2 separate regions of the Homo sapiens genome follow, and region 1 is linked to region 2. A link is a loop called in an ENCODE intact Hi-C map of the cell type or tissue named here. Cell type or tissue: PC-3. All regions are shown on one strand. Links, peaks and the distances in the headings refer to the core of each region. The heading gives the core; the rest is flanking DNA.

Evidence for each region. A loop is a pair of places that touch in the nucleus more often than their neighbours do. Peaks named below come from ENCODE experiments on the same cell type or tissue, not always from the same donor. Only the 100,000 strongest peaks of a DNase experiment are listed, where the experiment ranks them.
Region 1: it touches region 2 in a loop (6-fold over the local background); 6 of 110 quality-filtered maps call a loop at or near these places.

What each region holds. Positions count from the first base shown.
Region 1 is chr4:84,569,782-84,586,407 of GRCh38, reverse strand. It overlaps CDS1 (CDP-diacylglycerol synthase 1), which reads right to left and starts at 3,281. Exons shown (of 13, transcript NM_001263.4): 1 at 2,890-3,281. The coding sequence starts at 3,006. LOC102723338 (a long non-coding RNA gene) reads left to right here and starts at 4,187. Exons shown (of 8, transcript XR_007058460.1): 1 at 4,187-4,859. RefSeq lists silencers at 3,325-3,424, 3,465-3,674 and an enhancer at 2,535-3,488. In PC-3, for the core only: a CTCF peak has its summit at 7,650 (motif pointing left); a DNase peak (open chromatin) is centred at 3,887; H3K4me3 peaks cover 1,721 bases; H3K27ac peaks cover 1,850 bases.
Region 2 is chr4:84,746,812-84,763,437 of GRCh38, reverse strand. It overlaps WDFY3 (WD repeat and FYVE domain containing 3), which reads left to right. Exons shown (of 68, transcript NM_014991.6): 33 at 6,277-6,512; 34 at 8,038-8,172; 35 at 9,562-9,741; 36 at 11,722-11,955. Among named protein-coding and RNA genes, the nearest start is that of WDFY3-AS1, 42 kb to the left of the region's middle. In PC-3, for the core only: a CTCF peak has its summit at 12,976 (motif pointing left); no DNase peak of the experiment used is centred there.

The sequences.
Region 1 (16,626 bases), core at 2,795-10,794, 170 kb after region 2:
CCCATCACCCCCAGGTGGGACTGTATAGTTGCAGGATAACAAGCTCAGGGCTCCCATGGATTTTATATTATGGTGAGTTGTATAATTATTTCATTATATATTACAATGTAATAATAATAGAAATAAAGTGCACAATAAATGTAATGTACCTGAATCATCCTGAAACCATCCCCCCAACCCATCCGTGGAAAAAAGTGTCTTCCACAAAACTGATCCCTGGTGCCAAAAAATTTGGGGACCACTGCTCTAAGCAATGCCTCCTCCTTTTGCTCTCAGGACCTTCATTATCTCTTCCTCTGTATCTGCAACCCTGTGCCTAGAATGCTGATTCAAGAAAAAACCCAACACGTCCTTTGCCTAGAACACCCTACCCAAACCCTTGTAAACCTGGTGAGTCCCAGGAATCTTTTCATTCCCAGCTCAATCCTCATCCACTGTTTAGAGCTTTTCCTACAGTCTCCAGGTAGACGCCAAGCATGCCCTCTATGCTAACAATGAGCCTTGTACAGACTTCCAATAAATCTAACTCATATATGTCTCCTGCAGGGTTCCTTGAAGATGTCCCTTGTCATTTTTCAAGTACCACTCCAACATTTAACACTTGGGAACATTCCTCTGCAGGTAAGAAGTATTTTTTTCACTTGCTAATTATCTGGAGTACAGAGCCTTCTCTCAGCATAAGTCACCAGTCCGGAACAAAGGGAGTGTCATGTTAATAACACCATTATTAAAAGACTACAAAATGGCAATGCATGGGAGTGTATTATAATAGCAGAATATAATGTACCTCCTTCACTTCTTTCACTAATTCCCCAAGAGTTTTGCCTTTACTGCAACTGAACAGGGAAGGCCCTTAATGAGTTTGAATTGACCAAATATTAACCAGCCTCCAGTGTGCAAACTGATTTTAAAATAGCCCTTGACCTGGAAATACAGGTGTATTCAAATACACACCCTGATAAGAAAGGACAGACAGGGATAGAGTTCAATATCTATCAGCTTGCCAAGTCAAAAGTTCCTCATGATAAACTCTAAAAGTAGAGCAGTATTTTAGATATGGTTTGAATATGTTCATCCTTGTCTAAGAAATCTTGACAAAACAGGTTACATATAGCAAAGTCTACTTTCAGAAAACAAAATCCAGCTGGACATGTGTCAATAAAAACCAACAGTACTGCATTGATAAATAAATAAATATGCAGCGAGGTAACCTAGTCACAGATAGCTAGAGACAACAGTTCTAATGAGTCAAATCACACTACAGAAGTAGTTTCCATTTTAAATACATTATGGTGTTAAAAAAAGAAAAAACTTAATTCCGAAGGTATTTTATGCATGGCTTCCTGAACATCTTTTCTCTTAACAAAAGCTTGTTAGCTTTGTCGAGTTAAGGAAGTCAGCATAGAGAAGCTGGTATTTCCTTGATGCTAAACTATACCAGTGCTAAAAACAAAACAAAACAAATCCCAACCTAATTAATTCTATTTTGGGTCTAGTTTCCAAGGCAGTTTTCACAAAGACTATTCTCAGCCCACTGTTCCTAGTTTTGTAACTTCAACCTTCAGTAGCTGGAAATTGTTATATTTTGGGTAATTCCTTGACACTTATGTTTTATTACAGACTCATTTTATTCTACTTACTATCAAGGGTAAGGGGAAAAGTGTCACTACATTGATTCCATTGATTCTAAAGTTTTAGTACTAAGAATCACGTTTACGTTTATTTCGTGATATCATGTGATATGTTCCTATTAGGGCTTTGTAATTTGGGTTACATCAAACTCATCAACATCAACTTTCAGGTGGAATCCTCCCCAAATCAGAACTGCCAGCCAGTCTCAGCAACCACATAAACCAGAAGAAAAGGAATCAGGAAACTTAGATTCTAGTTTCAAGAGCCACGAACTTGACCTTGGGCAATCCACCTCACTTCTGTAATTCAAACTGCAATGCCTGCTTCCAAAGTATGCTTCTAGAAACAGTTTACGTGTTTTGGGTTTCTCAAATAAAATGGAATTTTCTAAACAGACGGTTTGATACAACAATCTATTCTCTGGTCCAATTTCCCAAACCATCCAGTCCATAAGATCATAAAACTGCATTTCTTCACAAGTTCTTACTTGCACCACTATATTACCAAACACGCCCGAATTCCTTTTCTAGCTTTAAACAGATAGTAATATCGCATCTACTTATTCTTAAATGTGAAAGAAGAGTAATCTATAGAAAAGGAAGTGAAAAGTCTTCATGAATTAACGTCGGGTTATATGAAATCTACTGGTAGACAGAAGAATTGCACTGTCTGTCGTGTACTCAAAAGAAGCTGGAAGATTACTATTATGTCACGTGCATGATACTCTAAAACCTCCAAAATCTATCATACTGAAAAAGGATGGAGAAAATGTAAGTGCATATGGGGCAGCGCGAGAAGCCAAGCCTCCCGCGTCAGGATCCGATGAAATGATACAGCCGACGGTGGCACGTCTCTAGTCCTTACTAACTTTGTTCCCTCTACTGAAAAGAGAGGTGAGGTGGCAGCTACTAACTGCACTGCAGCCCCTAGGAGGACAGGTTCCCTCCTGATTCCAGCGTCGGCCCCAGATCCTGAAGAAGGGACCGGAAGAGGATGAAGCTAAACTGTAAGCCGGGTTGAGTGGCCCATTTCTCCCGGGCAGCGGCCGCGGTCATCCTGGGAACCTCACCGCCACTGGGATCCCGGGTCCCGACCCCCTCTGGAGAAGGAGGAAGCAGTGCCAGGCAGGGAGGAAGGTGCACCGGCAGCGTGCAGCCTCACCTGACGCTGGACGGGCCCCACCCTTGCTCTCAAGTGTCCCGCTTCCAACCAGGACCCAGCCAGGGCGCGGCGTCCGCCTCTCTCGGCTCCACTTACTTTGTCGCTGGTGCTCTCGGTTTCGTGGTCGCCGCCGGCCGCCTCTCCCTCGCGGTGTGGCGGCGACACCGCTTCCCTGGGGCCGGGGCAGCTTCCCCGGTGCCTCAGCTCCAACATCTTCCGCTCCCGCGCTGCCGTGGCGGCCTCCTCAAGCACCCCGAAACCTGAGCTGCAAGCAGGGTTCTGCAGGCGGGGCGCCCCGCCACCTCGCAGCCGCGCCCTGGAGTCCCGCGGAGCCGCAGCCACTAACGCGGCCCCACCATAGAGCGGCCGCCGCGCCGGTCACCTCCAAAACGGCATCAACGAGAGAGCGCTCGAGGCCGCCTGCAGCGAGCGCGGCTCCGGCGGAGGTCCCGGGCAGGCTCCGGGCGCCAGGCGCGAGCAGAGAAGGCGGAGACGCGGCCTCCGGTTGCCAGGTGCGCGTCTCCACGCAGAGGCCCAGGTAGGAGGAGGAGAAGGGGCGGGGAGAAAAGGAGGACGCTTGACCCGCTTTAGCGCGGCTCTGGGCTCCCGCCGCCGCGCAGGCCCCTCCCGCCCCGCCCCCCGGAGCCGGACTCGGAGCCGGCTTGTCCCGGCCCCGCACACTTCTCCCTGCCCGGGCCTCCCGCACCAGGTCTCGCGCCGCAGGCCCCGCCCCTCTGCGCTGCACTGCGGTTCCCACAGCCCCGCCTCCCCGTGAGGTGACGTCAGGAGCCCGGCCCGCGACCCCGCCCCCGCCTCTGCGTGCTGGCAGGTGGGGGCCTGAGAAAAGGTGGGAGCGGTGGGGCGGGAGGAGGCTGAGGAGCTGGGAGGCGGAGGCGGGGCCAGCGCGGGCTGGAAGTGAGCGTTGAGAACTTGCAGGCTAGTCCCTGGGCCGCTGCGAGGGCTGGAGGAGCTACTCAAAGACGCCCGCTAAATGTTAACAGCGCTCAACACTGCTGCTTCAAACGCCTCCCCGGCCTTGTCAGCTTGACACGCGCGGCGGGTCGGAGGCTCACTGGACCAGAAACTTGTCTGGCAGGACGGACTGGTTGGCCCCGCGGCATTCCAGCCCAGTGTCATCACCTTGAAAACAGGAGATGCTTTTGCCTCACTGGGCGTCCAGAGGTGCGTCGGCCAACAATTCCGATCACAACCGCAGCGCCGTCTCCCAGAAACTCAGTACTGAATCTCACAAAGGTCACCACCTAGGATCCCAACACAGTGTGAGATGCTATGGGACGCCGTTGCCCTCCAGCTAGTCTCTGAGCAGTGGTGGACCTTGGGCTGCCAAAGCGGGAACAGGAAGGGCACAAGATCTGCATTAATTCTAGTCTTAATCCTGTTAGAAGGTGATTAGTTTTCTTGACATGTATCCGCCACCCGGTCATTACTGACAAGCTAACAAATGAAAAAAAGAGAGAAACAAAGAGAAAAAAGAAAAAAGGCGGGCCTTCACACAGGACAAGGTTCAGGAGAGCACCCTTATAGAAATAGATCAACTATGTAAATTCCTCAAGGTCTTTACTGACACGGTAAAAGTAAGTAAAGTGTTGAAAATTTACTAACAAATGAGCAAAACCAAAAGTCAAATTAGGATGCATTGAAAAGCAGAACACAAAGACATCATTTTACCTCACCAAACAGATCTTTGAAGCTGTGCGGTTAGTTTGGGTTGCACGTTTTCAAAAGGATGTCGAGAAACCATAATTTGTTCCTTATGGGGTGGATAACTGAAATGACAGAGAAGATTTGAAAATAAGTCCCTACTGAACAGAGAACTATGGGGTGACTACATTAATAAATTGTCCAATTGTTTGGAGGATCGGAAATGAAGGAGTGCTTGATAGTGAAGAAGATAATCAGAATAATGGCTGAAGCCAGTAGTAGGGTTTCCATCTCTGGCTACTACCCTACCCTGCATAAAGGATTAGAAGTGCTCCATTCTAACTCTCTGGAAGTCAAGAAGCCTGAGTTCTAGTGCTGCCAATGCCACTAATTGCATGGCCTTGGTAAGTTATTAACCCTCAGTGTCCTCAGCTGTAAACGGATAGTAAGGATGGCCTCTGTGGTCCCTTTTAGCTCTTAGACGATCAGAATCCAGCCTTTGCTTTCCCCCATGGTCCAAGAAAAGGAGACCTACTACACAAGGTACCTGAACAACTTCCTGTTTCCCCTTTGCCTAGTCCTCTCATGGCCTCTTTGACTTTTTCCCTTTGCTGCAGGAGGAAAAAAGAGAGTGAGAGGAGTGACAGAGGGGAACAACAGAGGACAGTAGTGCGTGATAGAAGAAACAGTATTCCCCAACCCAGGAAAAGTGGGACCAATGCAAAGACTGCCAAAATAGAATGTGAGGTTCTACTTACCTCACCTTCCTTAAGCTCTGCTCCTTCTTGTGTTTTAGCTAAGAGAGCAATTTCTTTCAATCTTCTTCATTATAGCTATTACCACTAGTTGAGTGAATAGACTGAGTCCAGACAGCAGAAACTGGCTTATTCATCTTTACAGGTCTAGCTCTTTCCACAGTGCCAAAAACCACCCTTCTATAGGTAACAATGTTTGCTGAAGAGGTGAATGAAGAAATGATGGGATGGCAAAGGTATAGCACAACAAGGGAAATTTATACAGTCATATGTTGTTTAACAGTGGGGATACATTCTTAGAAATGCATCATTGGGCAACATCACAGGGTATACTAAACCTAGATGGCATAGCCTACTGCACACCCAGGCTACATGGTATAGCCTATTACTTAGACAACTGTAACACAATGGTAAGTATTTGTGTATCTAAACATAGAAAAGGTACTATAAAAATATGGTATTATAATCTTATAGGCTACAGTGGTATATGTGGTCCATTGTTGACTGAAACATTGTTATGCAACCCATGAATGTATAGTATTTATGGTTTCTTCATTTAAAGTCTATTTTAGACTTACATAGACACTTTTCTTCATTTTCACTTTATATCAGAGAGAAGTTGATTTTAATACTTATTAAAAGTGGTTGTAGTAATGACTTTATTTTACTTAAGATACTGTACAATATACTCAACCACAACTGGCTTACGGAACTCTGTGTTCTCAGACTTTTTCTATGTCTTTTTTCTAATTTTTCCTTTTTCTTTCTTTTTTATTTTTATCTTTCGTTTTCATTCAGGGAACTTATGTTCTCTAAATTTATTGTATTTGTGTTTGGTAACACAAAATCTGGCGTGTAATGGTTTCTAAGGCTTTACCTGTTAATTTTTCTTGTATTTATCCTGCTGAAGGGCTTCATGGAAACCCTAAGCATATGCATGGGCCTAATCACGTAGTACAACCCAGCCAGCACTTCTTGGATTGATTTTAAGATTTTCCAGCCGGGCGTGGTGGCTCACATCTGTAATTCCAGCACTTTAGGAGGCTGATGCATGAATGTCTCTTGAGCCCAGAAGTTCAAGACCAGCCTGGGCAACATATGGAGACCCCATCTCTACACAAAAATTTAAAAATTAGCTGGGCATGGTGGCGTGTGCCTGTAGTCCCAGCTACTTGGAAAGCTGAGGCGGGTGGATTGCTTGGGCCTGGGAGTTCGAGGCCTCTGTGACCCCTGTTCACTCTACTGCACTCTAGCCTGGGTGACAGAGTGAGACCCTATCTCAAAAAAATTAAAAAAAAAATTTTAAAAAAAATTTTTTTTCACCTTCTAACTCCTAATGAGGAATTTGCTAGAGAGATGAGAGAGAGTGCTAACGTTATTGCTTATATGGTTTTTATTTTAGATTACTGTTTACCTTCTCTTTTGCTGGAAGTAATAAGAGCATAAGATGCAGAGACGTTGCCTGAAGTAGTGAGAGTAGATGAAGCAGTTTGTTACCACTCTTCCCTGAATACCCTCAGAATGTTCCCAGACTGATAAACATGCCCCTCTGGGGTGGGAATGTGAATCTGAGCTGCTTTTCACATCAGAGGCTCAAAGGTGCCCTGCTGGAATGTCCCCAGCTTGCCAGGGGCGGAAGAAATCTTCCTCAGCCAAGCGTTTCCAGTTGCTTAGATACCCAAGTAACAGCTTTTGTCGCTTGACCTATCTTTCTCTGTTGCCCTCTGTCAGCTTTGTTTATAAGTTAGAGGTAGGAATTTCTGATTTAGGCCACCAGAGAAACATTTTATGGGAAAATCTTGAAAAACAACTTATATTTACATTTTTATTTTTAATGGAATTGCACGGGAAAATAATGGTGTACTATCAAGTATTGTAGTGAGAGAGTATCAGAGGAGAGAGTGCTATGGTGTAGTTAGAAGTATGGAGTTTCTATACCAAGAACCCTGGGTTTGAGTCATAGCTTGAACCTAGCTTGAATCATAGCTTGAATCTAGCTGTGACCTAATTTGCTTTCAGCAACATTTTCATCAAACACAGCTGAAGCTATATCCTAAATGACATGTTCCTTCATAATTTAAGTAATAATTCTTTACATAACACTTTACAAAGCACTTTCGCATGCATTATTTCATTTCTTCTACTCAACAATCTACAAGCTAGGCATAACAAATATTACTCCTGTTTTACAAGGAAGAAAACCTGAGGCTTAGATGTAAAGGGTTAGAAAGGAAAGCTAAGTTTTTATACTTAGTATAAGTATAAAACTTATATTAAGTTTTATACTTCAAAATCTGCCTGGTCCATGATGTAGTACAAATATATAGCAGCAGAAACAAGCAACTTCTAAAGCTGGGGGTGGGGGTTAGTTTGTTATAACAGGCACATAAATTCTGAAGCTAGCCTGAGTTCAAATCCCAGCTCTGCCACCTACTGGCCTTAGGCAATTAGCTTCAGTGTCCTTGTGCAAAATTAGGATAAGGTAATATTTTCTTCCTAGGATTCTTATGAAGACTAAACTGGTTAATATATGTAAAATACTTAGAATAGTGTCTGGCCATCGTGAAGCACCACACAAGTGTTACTTATTACTATCATTCATATTATTGAAAGCTACATTTCTTGAGGAGAACAATATTTGACTTCTAAATTCGCTAAACTGCAACACCCCAGAGGACTGTGAAGAAATAAGGATATGCTGATATTGCTTTGGTGAGGTAGGTAGAAATTATGAAATGGGGTAGAGAGACTTTGCAAACAAGTACAAAGAAATCAGCCTACCCAATTAGTTAATTTGTGCCTTATCCTTCTGAGGTAGTACAATTAATGAATTTGGCATTCCCCATTATTAACTGAAATCAGTTACTACTCTTCTACCTTGTATATAATATGACGACTGTGGAATTCCTTCCATTTCTAGGTTCTTCACTGAATCCTAGTAGCTCTAAGCAAATTAAATTTTGTTTTAATTTCTTTGTAAAGTAGGCAACATATTTCTTCTATAATTTTATAAATTGTGCTTTTAAAAATGGGTATATGTGAGCTTTTTATACTGTATGGTTCAAGTATTTTGTTATTGTTGAATATGGCTATATATATGTGTGTGTGTGTATATATATATATATATATATATATATATATATATATATTTAGAGGATATCATTTGGAGAAGTGGAAGAGATTGGTAACTGTCTTTAGAAGGGCCGAATCACTGATTTGCCTCAAACTATGTCAGTTATCCCTCTTCAACAAATTGCAGAAATCCAGAGGTATCAGTTAAAGCATGCGGCAAAAAACACTGATTCTGGTTGAGTTGGGCAGACAAGGAACTTATTGAAAGGATGTTAAGAAGTTCACAGAACTCTTGGAAGAACTGAAGAACACAGCATAGAAAACTGGGAGAAACAAGGAATTTCAAGCAACAGTCAGGATTACAGTCAAAATTATTCCTAAAACCTCAATTGAGGCCACCATTGCTAGATCCACTGGAACAGGACATGACAGCTTGCTCTGTCACTGAGGTAGGCACCAGTCACTGGTTGCCACAGTTGCAATTGCTAATCCTTTCTTACTTAGGTTTTTTTCTTCGCAAACTCTTTATTATTAATAATAGTTTAATAGGAGGAATCATATTCTGGTAAAATGCAATAATAGCCTAAGATTTCTGTGAAAAGAGCCTTGCTAATCAGATAAATAAAAGTTTTAGTTTATATCTTTTACAAGAGATAAACACTATACTTCTCCTCTAAGACATCCTACTTATTTATGTTTTAACTCCTCTAAAATCACAGTGTGTCTTACAATTGATGCAATAAGAAATAGTTTTATTGGCCATTTTATTTTTCTTCACAGTACATAAAATATGGTGCATTTTAAAAATGATTTAATTGAGTCTATGAAGTACAACACTCTAAAGATTATTGTTAGGAAGATCACATATCTTGGATTTTTCCAGATAGTCCCAATTATATGTACTTTTTTCTTTCAGTGAAGAGTATTTATTAAATATGTAACTATATATGTTTTTTTATTTTGAAAACTTTTTCACATCTATATATTCTCATAGCAAAAAAAAATTTCCTAGACTATATGAGGCCTCATTTTTTGTTTGAAAAATATAGTCAATAATATGTTTTAAAAATTATTTCACTGGTGAATGTATTTTATTCCTGAAAATTAAAAAAGACTTTTAAAGTTTACATATTTTTGGTGATACCTATTGTTTGTTGCAATTGTCTCTTTTCTCATAGTTTGATTTACTAAAAAATATTTTTGTCGTATTTTCAGAAATGTCATTGATTTGCCCCCCAAATTATACTAATATCCCAAATTATTGTGGAGATTAATTTCCCCTTAACAATAATAATTTATGCATTTTACCATTTAGCATTTGATGCATTTTTATGCATTTAACTGGGAGGAGTTGGTGAATGGGAGTAGTAAAGACTGTGGCCTCCAGACAGTTGGGAAAATCCTAGAACAGGAAATCTATTAGAGTGTCTTTGGTTGGACCAGGACTGGTTGTTAACCTAAGATGCTTAAGAAAGACCTAATACAGCAGTGGTGTTCTTTTGTTTTGTGTTTTTGTTAACAAACTGGGCTTCAGCAACATACCATGCAGAGTGTAAGTTCTGTACTATTGCTTTTAAAGAACAAATGCCACAATGATTTACTTCGATTAGGTTTTGCCAAGTTATTTCCAGAACATCTTATTCAAGGACACTTTGAGATTTCATAAGGCAAAGCTTTGCATTACCTTACTTGCAAAGCAAATTTAGACAAATTTGGTGATCTTGTTAAGAGAATAAGTGAACAGTATTGATCTGTATATATGTAGATTAAACCAATTTTTCAGAACTGTGGAATCCTTGACAAATATTTATTTATTTTTATTTTTTTTTCTTTTTTTTTAGAGACAGTGTCTCACTCTGTCACCCAGGCTGGAGTGCAGTGGTACAATCATAGCTCACTGCAACCTCAAACTCCTGGGATCAAGGGATCCTTCTGCTTAAGCCTCCCTAGTAGCTAGTACTACAGGCAGGTACCACCATGCCAGGCTAACCTATTTATTTATTTATTTATTTGTAGACAAGAGTCTTGCTATGTTGCTCAGGCTGGTCTCGAACTCCTGATCTCAAGTGATCCTCCTGATTGTTAACATACCAGTGTTGGGAAAAATTGATTTGGAAATGAGCAAAAGAAATTTCTGGCTATTCTTACAGTGGACCTTAAGCATGCCTAGGGGGCCTGCTAGGCACTATTTGATTTCATAGGGGGATGCACAATTTTTTTTTTATAGATGGAGTCTCACTATGTTGTTCAAGCTGTGGTGCAGTGGCTATTCACAGGCTCAATCATAGTGCACTACAACCTTGAACTCCTCTTGGACTCAAGTGATCTTCCCACCTCAGCTTCTGGAGTAGCTGGACCACAGGTGTGCACCACCATGCCCAGCTGGGGATGCACCTTTGATTGTCTTTGATCAAATAGGCTGTTTTACAACTCTGTTGGAATAAAAAAAGTGCTTTGTGGAAAACTGATAACCACGTTCTTGTTCATGGCAATGTAAGTGAATTTTGTCTGATAGAGGATATAAATCATTTTAAGTCAGAAACCCATTTGAACTAATTTTAATGTATCTCTAGTTCTCTCATTTGTAAATGCATGAAATCTTTGATATGTGTTCATTTTATATTTGTATAAGATTTGTGATTTTTGCACTTTTGGAAATGATACTTCAGCTATAGTAATAATGCATGTTTGTTTTTATTCGATAAATATTCATCTGCATATGTAACAAATATTTATTGAGTACCTACAATGTCAGAACACAGTGCTAGGCACTATATAGCAGATATATATATGTATATATACACAAATGATACATAAATACACACTAGAGTTAAAAAGTTAAACAATACAGTATTATCTAGAGCATATAACAACATAAAGGTGATTTTCCATCTTTCTGGAAACACTTCTTTCCCTAGAAATAACCACTGTTGTTAACTGTTTGCCAGAGTTTCTTGCAGATCTGTTTCTTATGTAAGTATATATGCACATGCATATATTCTACATAATGTTCTGTGACATAATTTTTTATTTAATATTATGCCTTAAAGCACTTTTTGTGTTTATAAGTACATTCTAATTCTTTAAAATCATTATATATATACATGGTGTGACTGTACCATATTTTACTTAGCCATTTGTACAGCAGACATTTAGGGATTTCCCCGATTTTGTAGTTATTAAAATAACACTGCAATAAACATCCTTGAACATATATTTATGAAACATGTGCAATTCTATAGATACCTAGACATGGAGCAATAGATCAAAGAATACGTGCATTCAATACTTTGATAAATTCTACAAGATTTCCCTCCCAGATGGCTGTACCAATTGCTATATGTTGATTAACTCAGATTCCTATTATAATACCTCTGAGGATGATGTTGGGGTGGAGATAGAAATATGTTAGAATAGATAGAATAGGTTGTGCCACTAACTTCTCTAACTGGTGTGTGGACTTATCCTTTCTTTAATTCTAACACCAACTGCGAGAATTGCTTATTTTAGAACTTCCATTTGAGAAAGCTGAGGCCAAATGCAGGAAATTGCAGTTTTCGCAGTTTTCTTTCATTTCCCCTCACCCGCCTACTCTGCTATCACATGAAGATCCAAGTTACATCAGATCCTTCTCCTCTCCCAGCTCCATTACTTACCAGGAGCCATCTCAGGCAGGCTGGGTTTTACTTTGTGTCTTCGTCCATTCAGGGTGCGGTAAGAAAGTACCATAAACTGGGTGGCTTAAACAACTTATGCTTATTTCTCACAGTTCTGGAGGCTGGGAAATCTGAGATCAATGTTCTGGCAGATCTAGTGTCTGGTGAGGGCCCTCTTCCTGGTTTGCAGATAGCTGCCTTCTCGTTGTACCCTTACAGGGTAGAGAACAGAGAAACAGAGAGGCAGAAAGAGAGAGAGAGAGAGAGAATGAGAAAGAGAGCACTCTCATGTCTGTTCTTCTAAGGGCACTCATCCTGTCATGAGGACTCCACTCTAATAAACTAATTTCCTCCCAAAGGCCCCATCTCCAAATACCATCACACTGGGAATTTTAGGGTTTCAAGATGTGAATTTGGAGGTGACACATTCAGTCCATAGTACTTTGTTTTAGAATTTTCTCTCCAGACATGAGTCTGACAGCACATACCCCTGCTGATGTGGAGGAAGAGTGGTAGACAGTTGTGGCCCCACCCTTTGAAACCAAGGATGCAGCCCTGATGAATCACCTTTGAAGTCATTCTTTCCTTTTCTTGAAGAATAGTTCCTGTTTGCAGTCAAATCGCTCTATCGTAACTGTCCTATAGAATTTAAATCTGACAGCCTTTCTTCATTTTGTCCTGTCTCCATCTTCTTCAGTTCAAACTGACAGTATTTCTGCTGATATAATTCTATAACCTTTGTTATCAAGTGATAGTCTAGCCACACTCTTGGTGTCCTCTTCCAAACATGCCTTCACATATTTTGCAATATGGGCAGGCTGAAGATTTTCCAAATCTTTAAGCTCTGGTTCCTTTTTGCATAACAATTTCTTCTTCAATTCATTTCTCACTTCTTACATTTTACTAAGCAAGAGGAACCAAGACACTCCTGTAGCACTTGGCTTAGAAATCTGCATAGCTAAATATCTAGTTTCATCGCTTCCAAGTTCTGCCTTTCACAAAACACTAGGACACAACTCAGACAATTTCTGTGACATTTTATGACCAGAATCACGTTTCCTCCAGTTTCCAATAATTTATGTTCCTCTTTCCATCTGAGATCTCCTCAGAATGGCCTTTAACACCTGGTATTTCTGCCAACAGTCCCTTCATGACTGTCTAGGTTTTTTTCTAGCATGCACCTCAAAACTCTTCTGACCTCTATCTACCTTGTACCCAGTTTTAAAGCCTCTTCCACATTTTCAAGTATAGTTTGCAACACACCCCATTCTGTATACCAAAATCTGTATTAATTAGCTTGGGCTGCCATCACAAAATACCACAGACTGATGGCATAAACAACAGAAACTTATTTTCTCCCAATTCTGAAGGCTGAAAGTCAAGATCACAGTACCAGCCTGACTGGTTTCTGTTGAGGGCCCTCTTCCTGGCTTGCAGACGGTTGCCTTCTTGCTATGTCCTCACATGGTGGAGAGAAAAGGAGAGCTATCCAGTGACCTTTCTTATAAGGACACTAATCCTATCAGACCATGGCCTTACCCTTATGACCACATGTGACTACAATTACTTCTCATTACAGAACAGAATATTTAAGAGGCTACAAGAAATTGAATCAACATATATTGCTGAGCAGCTGCATGTGGAAAAGGAAGGGTGAGGAATTAAGAAACGTAGGCACGTTTTTGACTTGGGTGGCCAGGTGGCTGGTGTTGTCATTCCTGGAGACTGGGACTACAGGAGGAGAAATAGGGTTGAAGGAAGATGGAAGAGAAAAAATGAGATGCCTAGTAAGTATTAGGCACTATTGGTCATTTTACATATGATATGCTTAATCCCTACCACAAACGTGTAAGGTTAATCTACTGATCATTTAGATGAGGACAAGCAGAGAATCACTTGCCCAAGTTCAAACAAGAATCAGTAGAGAAGTTACATCTGCCACCCAGACCCTACCCTCTCTGCTCCACCCACTGGCTAGCTCTATGTCCATGCTCACACATGGATACTTCAAGGAGCCTGTGACACATCTCAGGCAGGTGGCAGCAGGAAGCCGGCCTTGCTAGTTTTAAGAGCTGTAGATATTTGCTTGCAAACCATTAGCATAAAGACAGTTACAGAAGGGGTCAGAATAAGAAAGTAAGATAATTTCTTCATAATAAGCCAAAATGTAAGGGCCTCAATCATATCCTATCTCATATCAGAAGCATCAGGATGTTTTCCGCATTCTATGAAGCACTTTAATCAGTTATAAGTAGCAATTCGAATTTGGGCAATGAGCTAATAGATAATTTCCTACCAGACGGCTCCATTGAGTGTTTTATAAAAAGTAGCTAGAAATGTGGGATTACCTGTGAATTCCCAACTGTTTTCTGAACACAGTAGCTTCACTTATTCAGAGATGTAAAGATAGGTATTTCAATATTTATTTTTGCAAGGCTCATAATTATTATTGAATATTGTTTTTATTCATAATTTTTAATAGTTTCATCTCTTTCATATTTTAGGAACTATTTCATGCATACTGTTTAAATGCATCATATTTGAATAACCAGGTATCCTAATGTGGAACCTGGGATATTTATTTATTTCACAACTATTCATTGAATTTCTGTTCTGTGCCACATACTATTCTAGGTGTTGATCTATGACAGTTAATCTGACAGACAAAAATCACTTACCCCTTGGAGCTTATATTCTTGGAAAGGTGGAGAGAGGAAAGACAGACCAATAAACAAATGAATATATAAAATGTTAGCTGGTAAGTCCTATGGAGAAATATAAAACTGCTAGATGGGAGGGTAGGGGATTATGATGGGGTGGCAGGGTGAAATCTGGGAGGGCAGGGGTATTCTATTTTATTTAGAATGGTTAGAGGAGACCTAACCACTAATCGTCAGGTGCAATTTGAGCCCCAGACTGAAGGAGGTGAAGTAGTGAATCACGTGAATAATCCAGGTAAAGAACAATCAAGGTAGAGAGAACAAGTGCAAAGGCTCTGAGGCATGAGTTTGCTAAACATCTTCTGGAATCTACAAGGAGGTCAGTGTAGCCAGAGCTGAATGAGTGAAAAGAAGATGATCAGGGGCCAGCCTGACTTGGAGTGTGTGTCGCTGGATCATGTAAGCCCTAGTAGAACTGATTAAGGACTTACACTCTGAATGAGATAAGCACCCAGAGATAGGAAGCCATCAGAAGGTTTTGGTTTCTTTTATTTTTTGTAGAGACAGGGTCTCACTCTGTTGCCCAGCCTGGTCTCAAACTCCTGCCTCAAGTGATCCACCTTGGCCTCCCAAAGTGCTGGGATTACAGGTGTGAGCCACTGCGTCTGGCCTATTGGAAGATTTTAAGAAGAGGGATGACATGATCACCTAAGTTGTGAAAGGATTGTCCTGGTGCCATGTGGAGTACGGACTGTAGGAGCTAAGATAGAATCAGAAAACCAGTTGGGAGGCTTCTGAGATGATGGTGGCTTGTGCCAGCTTGTTAATTAAGGAGGTCATGAGAAAGCATCAAATTCTTTATGGTTTGAAGGTAGAGCCAACAGAATTTTCTTTTGGCTTGGAGGCAGGATGTGACAGAAAGACACCAAGGTTTTTGCTTTGAACAACTGGAAGGATGGGACATCTCTTAGAGAGATGGAGAAGACTATAGGGGCAGTGGGACATAAGTCTGTGCGGTCTTAACTGTGAGTCTACCTGTTAGCATGTGGTTGTTAAGAGTATAGACTATGAAATTAAGTCTTTGTATCTAGAAAGTGGGGTCTGGCTGTGAAATCTCTGTGCTCCTCACATGGGCTAAGGAGAGGCAGGGGACACCTCAGTATCTACACAGCTGCAATGGGCCCTACAAAGAATAATGTGCTCATATACTTGTTAAAAACTTCCAAGGGATGTGTGGATTCTGAACCTCCCCCTTTTTAATTTCAACTGTGGCATTATATACATATAGTAAAGGTCACATATCTTAAGGGCAAAACTTGAATTTTTACATATGCATACACCCGTGAAACCAGCATCCCAGATCAAGGTCTAAAATATTTCCATTGCCCGGGAATGCTCCCTCAGTGCCCTTGCCAGTCTATACTGGTTCCCCTCTTTCTGCAGAGGTAGCTACTATCCTAACTTCTGTCACCAAAGATTTCTTTATTTCTTGGACTTTATATAAACAGAATCATACAGTATGTGCTCATTTACATCTGATTTATTTTAATCATCTATGAGTTTCATCCACGTAATGTGTGTAGCAATAGTTCCTTTTATATATTTCATATTTTTCAATGATGTATGGTATAAATTGTATAAATAAACCAAAGTTTACTTATTCATCCTGGTGTAAATGAACATTGGCATTGTTTCTGGTTTGGGGATATTATTCATAAAGCTACTGTAAGCATTCATAAATGTGTCTTCTGGTGGACTTGCACTCATTTTTCTTGCATATATACCTGGGAATGAAATTTGCTGAGTCATCCTTTTTTTTTTTTTTTTTTGAGACAGAGTCTCGCTTTTGTTGCCCAGGCTGGAGTACAATGGCCTAGTATCTGCTCACCGCAATTTCCGCCTCCCGGGTTCAAGCGATTCTCCTGCCTCAGCCTCCCGAGTAGCTAGGATTACAAGTATGTGCCACCACGCTCGGCTAATTTTGCATTTTTAATAGAGACAGGGTTTTGCCATGTTGGTCAGGCTGGT
Region 2 (16,626 bases), core at 8,607-16,606:
GCCCCACATGCATTGGGTATTTGTCCTAATTCTCTCCCTCCCCTTAACCCCCACCCTACAACAGACCCCGGTGCATGATGTTCCCCTCCCTGTGTCCATGTGTTCTCATTGTTCAACTCCCACTTATGAGTGAGAACATGCGGTGTTTGGTTTTCTGTTCCTGTGTTAGTTTGCTGAGGATGATGGTTTCCAGCTTTGTCCATGTCCCTGCAAAGGACATGAACTCATTCTTTGTTATGGCTGCCATAAAAATCTTTCATGTAGCTGAAACTTGTATCTAAATTAATGCTTAATCGTGATATATTAAATATTCCTTAAGATTAATTATAGGGGAAAATAATGTGAGAGGAGAGGAAAATGAGAATGCCAGTTTTTTGGTTTTTTTTTAGGACTTGCAATGTAATCAAAATCTATTTTCCTATTTAATGTATAAAATAACCACTTGATGTCTTTTGGTTTCTTTTTCACTTTTTAAATTTTTTTTATTTTTTAGAGATTGGGTCTTGTTATGTGGTCCAGGCTAGACTTAAGCTCCTGGGCTCAAGCAGTCCTCCCATCTCAGCCTCCTGAGTAGCTGAGATGCCTTTTGATTTCTTAGAGCTCAAAACATTGTTTAATCTTACAATTTTATTTAGAATTTCTATAAAGAAAAATCAGCACGATCTCCTAATTAAGCCATTCTAATTAAGCCAATCTTTCAGAAATGTGGCAGTTTCATTAATGAGGGCAAAGAAAACAATAATTTTACAGACTCTAAAATGGAGAAATGAGTTGTCAAATCATAGTGCCTCCACTTATGCCACATTGTGACTTTTTTTTTTATTATTATACTTCAAGTTTTAGGGTACATGTGCACAATGTGCAGGTTAGTTACATATGTATACATGTGACATGCTGGTGTGCTGCACCCACTAATTCGTCATCTAGCATTAGGTATATCTCCCAATGCTATCCCTCCCCCCTCCCCCCACCCCAGAACAGTCCCCAGAGTGTGATGTTCCCCTTCCTATGTCCATGTGTTCTCATTATTCAGTTCCCACCTATGAGTGAGAATATGCAGTGTTTGGTTTTTTGTTCTTGCGATAGTTTACTGAGAATGATGATTTCCAGTTTCATCCATGTCCCTACAAAGGACATGAACTCATCATTTTTTATGGCTGCATAGTATTCTATGGTGTATATGTGCCACATTTTCTTAATCCAGTCTATCATTGTTGGACATTTGGGTTGGTTCCAAGTCTTTGCTATTGTGAATAGTGCCGCAATAAACATATGTGTGCATGTGTCTTTATAGCAGCATGATTTATATTCCTTTGGGTATATACCCAGTAATGGGATGGCCGGGTCAAATGGTATTTCTAGTTCTAGATCCCTGAGGAATCACCACACTGACTTCCACAATGGTTGAACTAGTTTACAGTCCCACCAACAGTGTAAAAGTGTTCCTATTTCTCCACGTCCTCTCCAGCACCTGTTGTTTCCTGACTTTTTAATGATTGCCATTCTAACTGGTGTGAGATGATATCTCATTGTGGTTTTGATTTGCATTTCTCTGATGGCCAGTGATGGTGAGCATTTTTTCATGTGATTTTTGGCTGCATAAATGCCTTCTTTTGAGAAGTGTCTGTTCATGTCCTTTGCCCACTTTTTGATGGGGTTGTTTGTTTTTTTCTTGTAAATTTGTTTGAGTTCGTTGTAGATTCTGGATATTAGCCCTTAGTCAGATGAGTAGGTTGTGAAAATTTTCTCCCATTTTGTGGGTTGCCTGTTCATTCTGATGGTAGTTTCCTTTGCTGTGCAGAAGCTCTTTAGTTTAATTAGATCCCATTTGTCAATTTTGGCTTTTGTTGCCATTGCTTTTGGTGTTTTAGACATGAAGTCATAATGGTAAAGGGATCAATTCAACAAGAAGAGCTAACTATCCTAAATATATATGCACCCAATACAGGAGCACCCAGATTCATAAAGCAAGTCCTGAGTGACCTACAAAGAGACTTAGACTCCCACACATTTATAATGGGAGACTTTAACACCCCACTGTCAACATTAGACAGATCAAGGAGACAGGAAGTCAACAAGGATACCCAGGAATTGAACTCAGCTCTGCACCAAGCAGACCTAATAGACATCTACAGAACTCTCCACCCCAAATCAACAGAATATACATTTTTTTCAGCAACACACCACACCTATTCCAAAATTGACCACATAGTTGGAAGTAAAGCTGTCCTCAGCAAATGTAAAAGAACAGAAATTATAACAAACTATCTCTCAGACCACAGTGCAATCAAACTAGAACTCAGGATTAAGAAACTCACTCAAAACCGCTCAACTACATGGAAACTGAACAACCTGCTCCTGAATGACTACTGTGTACATAACGAAATGAAGGCAGAAATAAACATGTTCTTTGAAACCAACGAGAACAAAGACACAACATACCAGAATCTCTGGGACACATTCAAAGCAGTGTGTAGAGGGAAATTTATAGCACTAAATGCCCACAAGAGAAAGCAGGAAAGATCCAAAATTGACACCCTAACATCACAATTAAAAGAACTAGAAAAGCAAGAGCAAACACATTCAAAAGCTAGCAGAAGGCAAGAAATAACTAAAATCAGAGCAGAACTGAAGGAAATAGAGACACAAAAAACCCTTCAAAAAATTAATGAATCCAGGAGCTGGTTTTTTGAAAGGATCAACAAAATTGATAGACCGCTAGCAAGACTAATAAAGAAAAAAAGAGAGAAGAATCAAATAGATGCAATAAAAAATGATAAAGGGGATATCACCACCAATCCCACAGAAATACAAGCTACCATCAGAGAATACTACAAACAACCTCTACACAAATAAACTAGAAAATCTAGAAGAAATGGATAAATTCCTTGACACATACACTCTCCCAAGACTAAACCAGGAAAAAGTTGAATCTCTGAATAGACCAATAACAGGATCTGAAATTGTGGCAATAATCAATAGCTTACCAACCAAAAAGAGTCCAGGACCAGATGGATTCACAGCTGAATTCTACCAGAGGTACAAGGAGGAGCTGGTACCATTCCTTCTGAAACTATTCCAATCAATAGAAAAAGAGGGAATCCTCCCTAACTCATTTTATGAGGCCAGCATCATCCTGATACCAAAGCCGGGCAGAGACACAACCAAAAAAGAGAACTTTAGACCAATATCCTTGATGAACATTGATGCAAAAATCCTCAATAAAATACTGGCAAACCGAATCCAGCAGCACATCAAAAAGCTTATCCACCATGATCAGGTGGGCTTCATCCCTGGGATGCAAGGCTGGTTCAATATATGCAAATCAATAAATGTCATCCAGCATATAAACAGAACCAAAGACAAAAACCACATGATTATCTCAATAGATGCAGAAAAAGCCTTTGACAAAATTCAACAACCCTTCAGGCTAAAAACTCTCAATAAATTAGGTGTTGATGGGACGTATCTCAAAATAATAAGAGCTATCTATGACAAACCCACAGCCAATATCATACTGAATGGGCAAAAACTGGAAGCATTCCCTTTGAAAACTGGCACAAGACAGGGATGCCCTCTCTCACCACTCCTATTCAACATAGTGTTGGAAGTTCTGGCCAGGGCAATTAGGCAGGAGAAGGAAATAAAGGTATTCAATTAGGAAAAGAGGAAGTCAAATTGTCCCTGTTTGCAGACGACATGATTGTATATCTAGAAAACCCCATTGTCTCAGCCCAAAATCTCCTTAAGCTGATAAGCAACTTCAGCAAAGTCTCAGGATACAAAATCAATGTACAAAAATCACAAGCATTCTTATACACCAATAACAGACAAACAGAGAGCCAAATCATGAGTGAACTCCCATTCACAATTGCTTCAAAGAGAATAAAATACCTAGGAATCCACCTTACAAGGGATGTGAAGGACCTCTTCAAGGAGAACTACAAACCACTGCTCAAGGAAATAAAAGAGGATACAAACAAATGGAAGAACATTCCATGCTCATGGGTAGGAAGAATCAATATCATGAAAATGGTCATACTGCCCAAGGTAATTTATCGATTCAATGCCATCCCCATCAAGCTACCAATGGCTTTCTTCACAGAATTGGAAAAAACTACTTTAAAATTCATATGGAACCAAAAAAGAGCCCGCATCCCCAAGTCAATCCTAAGCCAAAAGAACAAAGCTGGAGGCATCACCCTACCTGATTTCAAACTCTACTGCAAGGCTACAGTAACCAAAACAGCAAGGTACTGGTGCCAAAACAGAGATATAGATCAATGGAACAGAACACAGCCCTCAGAAATAACGCCGCATATCTACAACTATCTGATCTTTGACAAACCTGAGAAAAACAAGCAATGGGGAAAGGATTCCCTGTTCAATAAATGGTGCTGGGAAAACTGCCTAGCCATATGTAGAAAGCTGAAACTGGATCCCTTGCTTACACCTTATACAAAAATCAATTCAAGATGGATTAAAGACTTAAACGTTAGACCTAAAACCATAAAAACCCTAGGAGAAAACCTAGGCATTACCATTCAGGACATAGGCACGGGCAAGGACTTCATGTCTAAAACACATTGTGACTTTGAACAAATCATGTTTTCTATGTTGTAAAAATGATAATAGTAATTTCTGCCTCACATGTTCATTGTGATTAAGGAATGATATGGGAAAGAGTTTTTTAAATTGCTATATAATTTTTTTATTAATTAGAAGAGCATACTTTGGAGTTAATCACGTCACACTGAGGAATTGGTTAGGATAAAATATTTTGAAAGCAACCTAGACATAAATTTTTCCTTTATTATATAAAATAGCAGTTGTAATATGTACTTTGCTGCACTCCAGAAAAAAAGAAGTTGAAAAAAATATGGATATCTTTGCTGAGTGCAGTCTCTCATGCCTGTAATCTTAGTGCTTTGGGAGGCTAAGACGGGAGCATCATTTGACACTAGGAGTTTGAGACCAGCCTGAGCAACATAGCAAGACCTTGTCTCTACCAAAAAATTTTTTTAATTAGCCAGGCATGGTTGCATGTGCCTGTAGTGCTAGCTACTGGGGAAGCTGAGGCGGGAGGATCCTTTGAGTCCAGGAGTTTGAGGTTAAGTGAGCTACGATCATGCCACTGTACTCCAGCCTGGGCAACAGAGTGAACCCTCAGATCTTAAAGAATAAATAATAAATGCAAATATCTATTTGAAATACAAATTGCTTCAGACCGAAATCAGTTCCTCATCTATTAGTTGCTATTCACAAAAGTTTCCATTGAAAATTTGACAAACATTCACTGTGTACTGAGTACTTCCCTAGGTATGAGGTGAACCACATGCTTAGGGTGTATCCTGAGTTTCATTATAAAACAGAGGAAACAAGATTGATGGAAACACTGATGCCATAAGCTACATTAGTAAGAACTGATTATCTCCTTAAAAAGCTGGGTTTCTAGAGGGAATTCTGGATGTTAAGTTCAGCCAGTGGATAGCTGCAGCCACAACGGGCTTGGATTTACCATCCCACTGCCCAGCAGCTTTCCAACAGATTACAGATCATGTTGTGAGTAAAGATTGTTTTACTTACTCATTTAGTCTTGTCTCTAAATTCATAGGTAATTTAAGGTTAACTAGTTTTTCATGATTTTCAGGACAATGAAATATATTAACTACATTATAGCAAGTTACAAAAATTAGCTGGGGGTGGTAGCTCATGTCTGTAGTCCCAGCTACTCAGGAGGCTGAGGTGGGAGGACTGCTTTGACCCTAGGAGGTGGAGATTGCAGTGAGCCAATATCATGGCACTGCACTCCAGCCTGGGCAACAAAGCAAAACTGTGTCTCAAAAAAATAAAAATATATCATAACAAGGATATTTTTAAGTTATGTTTTTGTAGCATTCTAAATTTTGGCTGTATTTTGGATTTCACTTTTTTCTTAGGGAACTACAAGAACACTAGAGCTCTTCTGAGGTCTTTCATTTAATAAGTAGAACTTACAGCACCTTAAGAAGGATTTTCAAACTCCCTTGTATCTTATTGTCTCAACTGTGTTTCAAAACCTATATCCTAATAGACAGGTTTGCTAAAGTCAAACAAATTGTAAAGTAAAACTTTTAACTGAAGATTAATTCAACAGTTGAATACTTAATTGCCTATAGTAGTATGAATGTTCTGGATAGAAATGTTAACACATACTGAATTACTTCCTTCTTTGTTAATGCAGCATGTTTATCAGTTGCTGATTTTGCACTTACTGTTATATTCCTCTTCTCTTAGGATTCAACGTGGGCAGAAGTGCTGGTGGGAGATCGACGGTCAGGGAGATTAACCGAGATGCTTGTCATTTTCCTGGTTTTCCAGTCCTTCAGTCATTCCTTCCTAAACACACTAATGTCCCTGCCCTCTATTTTCTCCTCATGGCCTTGTTTCTGCAGCAGCCAGTTAGTGAGCTGCCTGAGAACCTGCAGGTCAGTGTGCCTGTCATCAGCTGCCGGAGTAAGCAGGGTTGCCAGGTAGGAATTATCTAGCAAGGGGTGCGTGAAATTACGTATTCCAAAGAATCACCGTAGGATAATGGATAATCACTGTAAAACCAACTGTCAATTCCATCACTTTCCCCACATTTAAGGTTTGATTTGGGACAGAAAAATCTGAAAATACCACAGAAAATTTTCCCAAAAAGTCCTTTGTCCCTATTTACAATTTTTTCCTATATGATAACTCTGTATATTATAGATGCATAAAGACTCTGGATGATATTTAATGGTGATCTAAAGAACTCTTTTGTTATATGATTTATTTTATTTTATTTTATTTTATTTTATTTTATTTTATTTTATTTTATTTTATTTGTGAGACAGAGTCTTACTCTGTCACCCAGGCTAGAGTGCAGTGGCATGATCTCAGCTGATTGAAAATTCCACCTCCCGGGTTCAAGCGATTCTCCCACCTCAGTCTCCTGAGTAGCTGAAACTACAGTCAGGCGCTACCCCGCTGGGCTAATTTTTGTATTTTTAGTAGAGACAGGGTCTCACCATGTTGGCCTAGCTGGTCTTGAACTCCTGACCTCAGGTGATCCACCTGCCTCAGCCTCCCAAAGTGCTGGGATTACAGGCGCGAGCCACTGTGTCCAGCCTGTCATGTGATTGATTTCTGCAGAATTAAAAATGAAAGGAGTGGCTTATATACCATAAATTAAATATCACTCCTCGAGTGGGTATGACAGGATTCTCAGTGCAAATTCGGATTAGGAAAAAAAAATTACTTAATGATAGATAGCATCCACATTGGGAAAATAGTAAGACTTTACTTGACTTCTAATTGAAGACTGTTAAAGATGTCTGTATATAGCTTATGTTTGTGGCACTGTAGGAATTTAGCTTTTAGACTCAACTACACTTCCATCCTAATGCCAAATGCTATTCAAATCAATTCTAGTAGTTGACAAAATCTTTTAAGTGTAAACACTTGAGTCTGTGCCCTTAGATTAAATTAAGATACAGATTCATGCCTAGCACAGTTGTATTGGTTATGCAATTTTTCAATATCCATGGTGCCATAGTCATAAAGTTTATATATAAAACTGCTATTAATAAGTCTTAAATTAATTTTATTTTATCAGATTTATCTGTAAGTAATCTAAAATTAAAATACTGCTGAGAATGGGAAAGAAGTGAGCTTAATGTGCTTTGTTTAAAAGATCTTGCTTAAATTTATTTGTTCTATAATTTTATCTCTTGGCTAATTAACATGTATTTTATTTTTATATTCTTTAGGAAAAAGGTAGAAAGCAATGTTTTTAACATAGGTACCTAAGGCAGAATGCAGAATGATACACAGTATTCAATTTTTTATATCTATAAAAATGAGTTTTAAAATGTAGGATGGAAGGGTACTAGTTCTTTATGTCTATATCATTGGTTACTTTTAAAAACAACAAAAAACTAGTTTCAAAGAAATTTTAGCCTATTAGAACTTATGAGGGTCTCTACTGAAAAATTAGTGGTGGCTAATATTTGCTCCCTTTCACCTCTGCAGTTTGATTTGGATTCCATTTGGACATTCATCTTTGGAGTTCCTGCCTCCAGCGGAACTGTGGTCTCTTCTATCCATAACGTATGCACAGAAGCTGTTTTTTTATTATTGGGAATGCTCCGCAGCATGCTGACTTCAGTAAGTTCACTCAAATGCCCAGGCCTATTGAGAATTCCTCCTGCCTAGGATACTTTTTTGTAAATAGAGGAATTTTTTGGTAACATAACTACTTTATTTACTGCATGATCTCTGGAACTTCAGACTCTTATGTTAGACAAAATTATATCTAACGTAAGAACAGACTGTGTAGTTGTTAAGACCGTGCACTCTGGAGCCCTACCTGGGTTAAAATCTCACCTCTGGTACTTCCAATCTATTATCCTCAGTTATGTGCCTCAGTTTCCTGGTGTTTAAAATGCCGACAATAATAGCATGCATCTCTTAGGGTATTTGTGAGGAATTAATAAGATAGTGTATACACATAAAGCACTTATAAACATGGCTGATACATAATAAGTGCTTCGTAAGTATTAACTTATTAATGTAATAAAATATATAATAATGAGTACATATATAATGAGTACATATTTGTAGTATATGTTATTACAATAATATGTTATTTCAACTTTTAAAGTCACTTTCATTTAGAGGTCAGAAATGTTAACAATACAAGTTTCATTTGATTTTGTTTTTGCTTTTGTTCTGCTCTAATTATGTCTAACTTAGAGATGAAGAATTGAAAGAGTAAAAGACAGAACTGATGTTCCTGTTGATCTGACAGGAATACTGTGAATAATGACCAGATTTGTTTATACAATTTAGGATTGTGTTGTAACAGGAAATATTAACTTGACTCCTTGAATTACATGTACCTGACAAATCTAATTTCAGTCAAAACTATTGTTGTATCATCTAAGAACAGAACATTACCATTAAATGTATTAATTTAGAATGTTTTAGGAGTCTCGTTTTGGTGCCTATTCATAAACAACTATAAAGACATAAGAAAAGTTTTTTAAAAGATACTCTCTGGGCAGGTATCAGAAGATATACATTGTTCAAATATACAGTATTCATTTTTTTATCATCATCATTGTTGTATTACATAATGCTTAAGAGTGAGGCTCAGAAAGGTGAAGTAACTTCCCTACCTTTTATCTTACTCCTAACTTAGCATGATGCACGATGGGGCAACATTAATGGTAATACAGCCACTTTGGTACCACCAACACTCATGGTAATAATAATGAATAATCAAAACCACTGATTCTAGTTAGCAGACCTGCGATTAATCTAATGATTAGACAATGATCCTATCAGTTTCTAAGGGGATTTTTTGTTTTAGCTAGTTTCTAAATTTCTTTGCATGTGTGTATACATGTGTGTTTGCTCATATGTGTGGTTTACAGAGTTCTGGACCATCAATATATCCAGTTTCATAAGAATACTGAGTAATGGATTTTTAAAATAATTTATAGCAGTGTCAATAACTGTAACATAGTGTTTCCTCTCATGTCCCCATAACAGCCTTGGCAATCAGAAGAAGAGGGATCTTGGCTCCGAGAATATCCTGTGACCCTGATGCAGTTCTTCAGATATTTGTATCACAACGTGCCAGACCTTGCCTCCATGTGGATGAGCCCTGACTTCCTGTGTGCATTAGCAGCCACCGTCTTCCCCTTCAATATTCGCCCTTACTCAGAGATGGTAGGAAAGGGGGAGGAAAATGTCAGAACTGGAATTAGAATGTCAGAACTGGAATTAGTCTGTTTCAATGGTTAGCAGATTTTTTTTGACAGTCTTTTAAGTTTCTGACCAAGTTACAGTTTCATAACTTTATACATCACCTCTTGCATTATTGTCCGGTGTCCCCAGCTCCCCACAGTTTCCTTCTGCTTTCTCCTAAAATCACAGTGAACTCTACTTCCTTTTCTCATTCACCATATTCTTGTAAGTCCCTTGTTAGTAATTTCCCTTTTCAAGTAGTTGATTCATTTATTTTACGCGATGCCAGCTGTGTAGTTGTAAAATGTTCTTTTCCATTAAGATAACTCTAGTCTGACCAAATTTATTTATTTTTTATTTTAGGAAGTAGGTATTTGCTGGATTTAACTTTTGCCAATAAATTATAGGGTTGAAAGCAAATGTTGGTCCTTTCTTCCGCCTGACTTTTCTTTTTTCATTAAAGTTTTATTTTGCTTATTTTGTACTAACTTAAAAACTATTAGATTATAATCACATATAGTATAGATACTCTTTTGTTCTTTAAAATAAGCCCAAAAATGCTGCCTGGTTTCCTGCTTTGAAAATGTATTCACGTGGAAATTCACTGAAGCACATTTTTGCAGAGGGCTTGCAGGATAGTTTCATAACTTTAGAGTCTAAATACTATTCATTACAGTAACTAATAGTTCAGTTGACATAAATATTGGTGACTTTTCAAAACGAATGAACTACTGTAGTTTACACAAAACCATATAGCAGGGGCTTATCACTTACTTTTGCACGTTGATGTTGATTAGCTAATAAACTGTAAACATAAAACAGGTTTAAAAATAAATAGATAAAACACACCCAAAAGATAGTTATTCCTCCATAGTACTTCAAAATTTCATGATGTTTCTTCATATTTCCACCATATACTCTAGGACCTGGGATAAATGACCTTCTTTATACTAATTTTTCTCCATGTATAAAGGTACAATACTTATTCTAAAATGGTGGGGATTTTTAGGAGAAAGGCAAATGTGACACATGACCTTAATACCTTGGCTTGTTTATAATTTTAGAATCCTTATTTTTGGTTTAAAAAAAAAAGACCTTCAATAATATATCAATATCTTTTCCTTGTCAGCATCTTTTTTTTTTTTTTTGAGACGGGGTTTCGCTCTTGTCATCCCGGCTGGAGTGCAATGGTGGCACGATCTCGGCTCACTGCAACCTCCACGTCCCAAGTTCAAGCGATTCTCCTGTGATTCTACTGCCTCACCCTCCTGAGTAGCTGAGATTACAGGCATGGACCACTACGCCTGGCCAATTTTTTTGTATTTTTAATAGAGATGGGGTTTCGCCATGTTGGCCAGGCTAGTCTCGAACTCCTGATCTCAGGTGATCTGCCTATGTCGGCCTCCCAAAGTGCTGGGATTACAGGCGTGAGCCACTGTGCCTGGCCATCAGCATCTTATAATTTGTTTGCTAGTCTCGCTCTGTCACTTGGTTCAAAATTGGCACCAATATTGTTGTTTTTTTTTTAAATTTATTTGGGGTTTTTTTAACCTATAATAAATGGATCACCCCTTACATGCTACCATTATGCCAGATTTTTATGTGAAATTCTGTGACATTTGACTTCACAGTAGGGGTAGAGTTCAAATATGGAAACATATTTATTCTAATTTTATTATTCCATATATTTTAAGTGCAGTTAGCCACAATAGACATACAATTCAACTTAAAGGTGACGTATTGTTAGTGGTCAGTCAGAAACACCATATGTTGCGTAACCATGACATATGGTGCCAGATTACTACCTTGAAAGGAAGGGTCGAGTAAAGCAGAGTGAAATAATGTGCTGAATAGCTTAATAGGTGGAAAATGCTGCTGCTCCAGTTTTATTTTTAGGAAACACAGAAGTAAAAATGTCAGAGTCTAATGTGATTACCGTATCTTTCCACTTGATTTTACTAGGTGACTGACCTTGATGATGAAGTTGGATCTCCAGCAGAAGAGTTTAAAGCGTTTGCAGCAGACACAGGGATGAACAGGAGCCAATCAGAGTACTGCAATGTGGGCACCAAGACATATCTGACCAATCACCCGGCTAAAAAGTTCGTTTTTGACTTCATGCGGGTCTTAATCATAGACAACCTCTGTCTCACTCCTGCCAGCAAGCAAACTCCACTAATTGATCTTTTGTTGGAGGTAAAGAAAAAGAAACGCATTTACATCTCTTTTGCATTACTTTTTAAATTAGAACATTAGTAACCAAACAAGTTCTATAACAAGGATTTCTAATTCCTCTTGTTTATGTGTAGGCAGAACATGTTATAGGCTGTGGAAAGTTCTTAATCCCACATGTGCTTTAAACCCTATCAGTTTGTTCTTTTCCTTCCCTCAAGGATGTCTCTAATTCAGTCCTTTATCATCCTTTCTCTAAGAGCTGGCGAACTTCTTCTGTAAAAAGCCAAATAGTAAATATTTTAAGCTTGTGGGCCATACGGTCTCTGTCACATCTGTTCAAGTATGTTGTAGCTAGAAAGCAGCCATGGACAATACGTAAGAGAATGAGCATGGCAGTGTTCTGATAAAACTTTATCTACAGAAACAGCACAGGCTGGATTTGGCCCACAGGCCATAGTGTGCCAACCCCTTCCCTGGACATTAACAGTGCCTAGTGGCATTGTCTTCTTACCTTATAATTTCCTACATCAATTTCTCTTACCTGTCATTGCCAGGTATTACTGTTGTCAGTGTCCTGTGCAACTTAAGACATGGTGCATTGTACAGAACAGGTGCCCAGGATGTACTTGTTAAATTCCCCAAGGCAGCAAACTTCTAGGTTGGCTGCCTGCCCATTCTCCTGACAATTGATATGAATCAACTGATGCATCAGAAAATGAGAGTGGCTCTAAGCCTTTAAGTGACCTCATTGCTGCCTCTAGAAATTAGCTATCCCAGAAAAGCATTAAAAAATGTTTACCTAGAAAAGTCTGAAGATATCACAGAGAGAAAATTTAATACAATGTAATTAGTTGCATATACATTAATGTTCTTTTGACCAATTCATATAAATAAGGTCAAACAGTCCATGCCAGGGGCTCTGAAAATAACATGTTTTATGAAAGAGTAAATCTGTGGAGAAGACTGCTTTTCTCCCTGAGGAACTGCACTGTCTCTCAGCAGTTTGACAGCTGAACCTGAGATTTTTTTTTTTTGTGCTCCCTCTAGTGGCTAGTACAGTTAACTTATAAATAGAAACCTGAAAACCACATGTTTATCTTATTCATGCGAAAGTATCTCAATTTGGTCAATTTTTTTTAAAATCACTAATGTAATTAGGGTACCAGTTATGCTAAGCATTTAACCAGGATGACAGTGTTTAATAATGGCAGGAGAATAATTGGTTTCCTCACTAATGCATGTGGTAGAATTAAAAAGCAGGCCCAATGGAACGTCTCCCCTTTGGAAACTTTAAAAAGCTCTAAGAGAGATGACCAGTATCTTACTGTATAGGGTAAAAATTTGAAGCATTTTATGAAAAAGTGAAATAGTTTATTGGAAAATAATAGGATAAAGTCCAGAAGAGATGTGTGCAAGAAAGCATAACTGATCAAAAAAGGAAAATACATACATGAAAGATATGGAATGACTGGAAACATACAGTGATAGCATTTTCAAGCTTCTGGTACCTGAATAGCTAATTAATTACCCATATTTAAATTGTATAATTGCCCTTTATTTTTGTTTTCTATATTTTTTAGTAGGAAGAATTTGATATATAATAACATGTATTAACCTTGAAGTAAGGTTCTCTTTGTTGTGGGCATGAATTTGCCCTACGGTAGAATAGTGCTTCAATATACTAGCGAGTAGGAGTACAGTTCAGGGAAAAGCAGGGGGTGTCAGGATTGAAGCTTCCAGATAGATTATAAACTGCTTAGAGAACAACTTTCATGTGTTCCTTCATCTCTCACAACTTTTAGCACAGTGCCTTGGTGTATTCTGTCAGTACAGTAAGTCCTCACTTAACGTCATTGATAAGTTCTTGGTAGCTGCAACTTTAAGCAAAATGATGTGTAACAAAACTAAATTTTTTTCCTCGTCAACCTTATAATAAAACTAGGTTGAAGGAAATGATGTTATTTGAGGACCTGCTGTACATTGTTTCACTTAAAGTTGCAGTTGCCAGGAGCCTGTCAATGACATTAAGTAAGGCTTAGTGTATTTTTGAATCATTTAACTATTAACTTCATCCCTGGAAATTCCCAAACAGGAAGATAGGATACTATCTAATAAAGAACATAGAAATTTACTTTTAAATATTTTGAGTATCTTTAATATACATATGCAGAATACATATACAAAAAAAATTATATTAATGAAATATTAACATTCTATGTCTTCCAATGGTGTAACAGAATAAATTATAAACATATGATTTTGAAAATTATGATTATGAAGTCTTTATCCATGAAGAGATTCAAGAAGAAAATTAGGTTGAGCATGGTGGCTCATGCCTGTAATCCCAACACTTTCTTTGGGAGGTCAAGGCAGAAGGATTGCTTAAAGTTAGGAGTTCAAGACCAACCCGGGCAACAGGTGAAATCCCATCTTTACAAAAAAATTAGCCATAGCCAGTGTTGTGGTGCGTGCCTGTATCCTACCTACTGGAGGCTAAGGTGGAAGGATCGCTTGAGCCCAGGTGTTCAAAGTTGCAGTGAGCCGTAATTACACCACTGCATTCCAATGCATTCCAGCCTGGGTGTCAGAGTGAGACCCTGTCTCAAAAAAAAAAAAAGAGAGAGAGAATTATCTTACATATTTACCATTTACCTTTGTGAAGGAAGGGGCTTGAACATCTGAGTCCAGTAAATGTGAACCAGAGCATCTTCAGTCCTATGAGTGTTAGAATTTCATCATAAAAGTATCTACTTACTTGATTATACCTACAAAAGAACATGTAAAATTATCTTCATTAGCAGTAAAATTCATTAGCATAAAAGTAGGAGATTCCCATTCATATAGACTGGCTTTAGTGTGACTGAGGCCAAATACAAGGGAAGTAGTGTGGTGTGGCAGAAAGCTAGAGCATGGGTTTGAGAGTAAGAAGTGCCTGGGTTTAAATTCTGGCCCTGTTGTTTATTATATAAGCATTTTCATCTTCCCAAGCTAAATTCATTCTCTAGAGAATGATATTATTTACCATCTCTCTTACAAGATTATTGTGAGGATTAAATATATGTACATCACCCAACAAAAAGTATTCTGAGGAATTACATGTGTGCTGGATATAGCTGTGTGGCCTTGACCAAGTTCAATTCTCTTCACATCTATACAATTTACACATCTGTAAAATGATATAAAAGTGAACCTCTCTCTGAGAATTATTGTGAAAACTAAATAAGATTTAATATTCATAACACAGTGCCCAACACTTAAACATACTCAAAAAATTGACTACGTGGCCTGTGTTGGCTTCTACAAGGGTGCCTGGAGACTCTTCTCCTAGCTCCTGTTTATCAGTGCCCTGTGCTGTCACCACCAGACTTCTCATGAAGAGCCAAATGAATTTGCTGCAAATAAATACCGTGGCAATGGGAAGAAAGTGCATGAGAACAGCTCAAACAGATTTGTGTATACCTGGAGGTAAAGATAATGAAACTGAGAGGGTGCTGACTTGGAGTGCGTGTTAGTCCAAGCTCACACTACTAATAAAGACATACCCGAGACTGGGTATGTCTTCATAAAGGAAAATTTATAAAAATTTTCCTTTATATAAATTTTATAAATTTATAAAAATAAAAATTTATAAAGGAAAGAGGTTTAATTGACTCATAATTCAGCATGGCTGGGGATGCCTCAGGAAACTTACAGTCATGGCAGAAGGGGAAGCAAACACATCCATCTTCACATGGTGGCAGCAAGGACAAGTGCAGAATGAAGTAGGGGAAAACCCCCTTATAAAACCATCAGATCTCATGAGAACTCACTCACTATCACAAGAACAGCATGAGAGTAACCACCCCCATGATTTAATTACCTTCCACTGTGTCCCTCTCATGACTTGTGGGGATTATGGGAGCTACAATTCAAGATGAGATTTGGTAGGGGATACAGCCAACATAAGCACATTGCTATGGTCTGAGGAGTTCACTGGACTCTATGCCAACCATCTTCTACAAGAGCTCCCCATTGTCATACATCAGAGTGAAACCCACCCTGAGGAACTACAGGGAAACAAGCAAAAAACAATGGCAAATTGGGCAAAGAGAGCACCACAAAGTAACTCAGAGAGGAAAAATCAGTCAACAGGCAGACTACAGTCAGAATCAGGAGTCTCAAAATCCTATCTTTAAAGGCTTCCAGCCCATTACAGAAACAGGACAGAATTCCAAAGGCCTTCCTTCCATAGCCACTGTGCTGTCTACCCATGGGCAGCAGATGCGTAAGGGCTGTCTGGCCTGTGTGTGGGACACAAAGATCCTGGGTAGTGTCCCCAAGACCTTAAAAAGGAGACTGATGGATATGTTGACTGGCTTTGCTGTTTTCACCAGGAAAACAGATCTGACCACCAGAGTCCAGAGCAGATCACCGTGCCTGTCCTGCCTTCATTCTGGTTGTCTGGTGGGCCAACCAGTCTTATCTAAAAGAGTGATGAAGAGATTGTAGCCCACACTTTGCAGATTTGCTCTTGTGCTTTTAACTTTCATAAGGAGATTTTAGTAGAGTGGGGAGAGTATGACATAACTGGTGAAGCCATGGGCTTTGGCTTCACAGAAACTGAGATTTGAATCCTAGTTGTGACTTGACCAAGTGACTTACTCTCTCTAAGCCTCAATTATTTCTAAAATGGGGATGTTAGTATCTATTTCA